2 separate regions of the Homo sapiens genome follow, and region 1 is linked to region 2. A link is an interaction called in ENCODE POLR2A ChIA-PET data of the cell type or tissue named here. Cell type or tissue: B cell. All regions are shown on one strand.

Region 1 (2,500 bases), 460 kb after region 2:
TCAGCAAAGTTTCAGTATATAAAATCAATGTACAAAAATATAATAAGTAGCATTGTTATATACCAATGTCCAAACTGAGAACCAAATCAATAACTCAGTCCCATTCACAATAGCCACAAAAAAATAAAATACCAGGGAAATAAAAGATATGTGAATAGAATACAGCTAACCAGGGAAGTGAAAGATCTCTACTTAAAGAATTATAAAACAGTGCTCAAAGAAATCAAAGATGACACCAACAAATGAAAAAACATTCCATGTTCATAGATGGGAAGAATCATTGTTAACATGGCTATACTGCCCAAAGCAATTTACAGATTCAATGCTATTCCTATCAAATTACTAATGACATTCTTCACAGAATTAGAAAAAAACAGTTTAAAAATTCATACAGAATTTTTTAAAAGCCCAAAACACCAAGGCAATGCTAAGCAAAAAAAAAACAAAGCTGCAGGTTTGAAGTTGGTTTAACCAAATTCAAACTAGGCTACAAGGCTACAGTAACCAAACCAGCATGGCACTGGTACAAAAACAGACATACAGATCAGTGGGACAGAACAGAAAGCCTAGAAATAAGGCTGTATACCTACAACCAAGTGATCGTCGACAAAGCTGACAAAAACAAGCAATGGGGAAAGGAATCCCTATTCAATAAATGGTCCTGGGATAATTGGCTAGCCATATGCAGAAGATTAAAACTGGACCCCCCCCCTTGGCCGGGCGCAGTGGCTCACGCCTGTAATCCCAGCACTTTGGGAGGCTGAGGTGGGCAGATCACGAGGTCAAGAGATCGAGACCATCCTGGCTAACACAGTGAAACCCCGTCTCTCCTAAAACATACAAAAAATTAGCCGGGCATAGTGGCGGGCGCCTGTATTCCCAGCTACTCGGGAGGCTGAGGCAGAAGAATGGCGTGAACCCGGGAGGTGGAGCTTGCAGTGAGCCGAGATCACACCACTGCACTCCAGCCTGGGTGACAGAGCGAGACTCCGTCTCAAAAATAAATAAATAAATAAATAAAAACACTGGACCCCCCCCTTCCTTATATCATACACAAAAATCAAGTTGAGATAAATTAAAGACTTAAAAGTAAAATCTAAAACTATAAAAACCATGGAAGATAACCTAGGAAATACCACTCTGGACATAGGACCTGGCAAAGATTTCATGACGAAGACACCAAAAGCAACTGCAACAAAAACAAAAATCAACAAATGAAACCAAATTAAACTAAAGAGCTTCTGCACAGCAAGAGGTAAACTATCAAGGGAGTAAACAGACAACTTACAGAATGGGAGGAAATATTTGCAAACTATGCATCCAACAAAGATCTAATATCCAGAATCCACAAGGAACTTAAACGAATTTATAAGCAAAAAACAAACCTTCCTGTTAAAAAGTGGGCAGAGGACATGAACAGACACTTTTCAAAAGAAAATGTACATGTGGCCAACAAGCATATTCAAAGTGCTCAACATCATTAATCATTAGAGAAATGCAAATGAAAACCACAATGAGGCCAGGTGCAGTGGCTCACACCTGTAATCACACTTTGGGAGGCTGAGGTGGGCGGATCACTTGAGCCTAGTAGTTTGAGACCAGCCTGGGAAACATGGTGAAACCCCATCTCTACAAAAAAATACAAAAACAATTAGCCAGGTGTAGTGGCACATCCCTGTAGTCCCAGCTACTCAGGAGGCTGAGATGGGTGGATCAACTGAGCCCAGGAGGTCGAGGCTGCAGTGAGCCATGATCACACCACCGCACTCCAGCCTGAGTGACACAGGCAAGACCCTGTGTCCAAAAAAAAAAAAAAAAAAAAAAAAAAAAAAGGCCGGGTGCGGTGGCTCACACCTGTAATCCCAGCACTTTGGGAGGCCGAGGCGGGCGGATCACGAGGTCAGGAGATTGAGACCGTTCTGGCTAACATGGTGAAACCCTGTCTCTACTAAAAATACAAAAAAAAAAAAAAAAAAAATAGCCGGGCGTGGTGGTGGGCGCCTGTAGTCCCAGCTACTTGGGAGGCTGAGGCCGGGGAATGGCGTGAACCCGGGAGGCGGAGCTTGCAGTGAGCCAAGATCGCGCTCCAGCCTGGGCGACAAAGCTGGGCACTCCAGCCTGGGCGACAAAGCGAGACTCCGTCTCAAAACAAAACAAAAAAAAACCCCACAGTAAGATTATCGTCTCACATCAGTCAGAATTTTTTGCTATTACTAAAAAGTCAAAAAATAACAGATGCTGGCGAGGTTGTGGAGAAAAGAGAATGCTTACACACTGCTGGTGGGAATGTAAATTAGTTCAGCTATTGCAGAAAGCAGCGTGGTGATTCCTCAAAGAACTTAAAACAGCATTACCATTTGGCCCAGCAATCCCATTGCTGGGTATATGCCTAAAGGAATATAAATCATGAAGACACATGCACAATAATGTTCATCACAGCACTATTCACAATAGCAAAGACATGGCATTAACCTAAATGCTCATCAACGGTAGACTGGAT
Region 2 (2,500 bases):
TGTGAGAATTGTTCTTTGCTCCCGGGAAGCCTATCCCAGTCCTGTGCATCCTTAAGATTCAGACCAAATTACTAACCAGTCATCTTTGGTCTGCATCCTATGGGAAGAGCACGTGTCTGGGAATAAAGAGATCCAAATCTGAATCCCAGCTTTACCCCTGGTTGAATGTATGCTGTGGTTGGAACAGGATAGGGTGGAGGGATGCTCCCCTTGGGGCCTCAGTTTTGCATTTCTAAGATGAAGACGATGGACTAATGATGTCAAAGTGTATTTCTAAATTTGAGAAAATACAGCAGCTCAAGGACTCTGCCAAATCTGATAAGCACCTAGTGCTTGTCCTTCTCACTGGCACTCTTCAATCCTTGATTGGGGTTGACATACATGAATGAATGGAACAGAATCATTCTGTCCCCGACACCCATGGACCAAAGAGGCCCTTGGAAATGTTCAGAATGTGCCGTGTGGTGAGCAGTATCTGATCACTGCTCTGCTCAAGAATGAACTCAAAGCCCTCAGGGCTGAGCACTGAGAACCCCTGCCTTGCAAGACCTCAGTGGGGCTGGAGTACGTTGGGTCTCTTTATCACTGACTGTTTGCTCATGACTCTGTCCATTAGATCCCAGAAGACATCTCAAGTGGAATCTTCAGGTGTTTCCCATGGTACCACGCATATCCAGGACCTCTCGTCTTCTTCTCCTTCTTCTCTCTTTGGAGCTGTCTCCAGAGCCAAAAATGCCCAGAGGAAGCTTAAATCATTTGGAAATGCAGGGAGTGTCTAAGCTGAGGGGCCTAGAAAACTCCAGCAGCCCCAATCCCTCTCTTTTTAAAAACACATACACAAATGGAAGCTTCTAGTAGGGGAAATGGACTTGTCTAAAATCACACAGCAAATGAGTAACAAAACTGGAGCTAACCAGGTCTGAAGGGTGGCAAAGTGTTGCCAGATCCCACAGACTAGTTGGAAATCAGGATGGATATAGTGACTATTTGTGATTTCGATTTTTAATATTCAGTACCTAAATCTAATTCCTACTAGGACTCCCTACTAGGGAAGTCTTGGTGGGAGTTAAAACCAGTATTCCCAGTATAAGAACTGAAAGAGCCAAGCTTTCACTCAGAGAGGATTTAATACTGAGAATTGGTTACATGAATATTAGAATCCCTCACTCCTAGATTTGGGAGTATAAAAGATTTGGGGTTACCAGAACCCAGGAGTTAAGACAAGGGGCCCAGGCACACATAGTGCTCACACCTCTGGGGGAACAGAGAGGTGGGAGCTGTGTGACTGGCACTCTTCTTCTAAAATTTCTGCAGCCAGGGTTGAGACCTCTGAGGGATCAAATGGTACTTGGTCCACTAGGTGGGGAGGCATGGCCAGCTGCATCTCTGAGGAGGTACCATGCAGCTGGTTTGAAGAACAAGAAGCATCCAGAGCCTGGAGGGGTAACTGCTTCCCCCACCACAGACTTGCCTGTGGCACTTCCTTGGCTCTCATCCCCCCAACCCCAGGGACTTTCATAAAGATATCAGTGGTGGTAGCAATGAGGATTGGGGTAAGTTGTCTTACCCAGAGGAAGAGAAGATCCAGCAAAACACTGTAGACCACACCCCTCTCAGGATCCAATTCCTTGCCAACACCTGCCTCTTGTCAGACCAGCTGCACTCCACAGCTGAATCATGGGGAAGGGAGAACTGAGCCCACCTAATTGTCATCGAGACCTGGGTTTTGTGTTTGGAGGGAAATTTCTACCCCCATTCAGTGAGCTTTACATTTCAAAATCAACAAGTACTGCTACCTGGGCTGTCCTAAGATATCTCAGATGTCATATAACAACAGCAGATGCTGAAGAAAATGGGCATGCATTTCAGTACTTGTTTAATACATTGTCTATCATTGATAAGCCACGGATTTCTTTTTTTAGCCAAATCACCTGAGGCAGTAGCTCACTAGTACCAGTACACCAAGAATTCAGATTCTAGAGCCTTCCCAAAAAACTAAACTTTATAAATAAATTAAGCTCCCAAGGTAAGTCTTTTTTGTAAATTCTATATAATGTTCCTTTTTAAAAAAATTTTACTGTGTATATTTAAAGTATACAACATGATTTTATAAGATCCAAGGTAATTCTGATGCCGTGTGAGTTTGGGAACTACTGGTCTAATACTCCTGATTTAATATCACATTCCTGAAAAGTATTATTAAATGTAGGTCACAAAACTTCTGATTCATCATAATTTTGCACATTCTTGCTTCCTTCTGCTATTAACTTTTATTCTAAAGACCCATCCTTCTTAATTTGCTATTTCTGCTAAGTATTGTCCAGTAGAGAGTGCATCATTCATGATTCATCATTTCTGTCCTTTTGCACAATTTTCTCTCCCTGCTACTGATTTCCTCTTTACTGCCTACTTTAGCATATTAATTCATCAAGCAAAATGAGCACATCTTCGGTGTTCTTTCAATTCAGCAGTAAAGTAAAAGGAGGACATGGAGAGGCCA

The links. Peaks named below come from ENCODE experiments on the same cell type or tissue, not always from the same donor. Only the 100,000 strongest peaks of a DNase experiment are listed, where the experiment ranks them.
Region 1: POLR2A ChIA-PET joins it to region 2 with 13 read pairs; 3 of 35 experiments call an interaction of 5 or more read pairs at or near these places.

Annotation. Positions count from the first base shown.
Region 1 is chr20:45,062,322-45,064,821 of GRCh38, reverse strand. All of the region lies in intron 10 of STK4 (serine/threonine kinase 4), which reads right to left. Among named protein-coding and RNA genes, the nearest start is that of KCNS1, 38 kb to the left of the region's middle. In B cell, no CTCF peak of the experiment used is centred here; a DNase peak (open chromatin) is centred at 1,549; H3K27ac peaks cover 791 bases.
Region 2 is chr20:45,523,864-45,526,363 of GRCh38, reverse strand. The region is part of intron 1 of LOC107987282 (a long non-coding RNA gene); the gene reads right to left. Among named protein-coding and RNA genes, the nearest start is that of SPINT3, 9.5 kb to the right of the region's middle. In B cell, no CTCF peak of the experiment used is centred here; no DNase peak of the experiment used is centred here; H3K27me3 peaks cover 565 bases.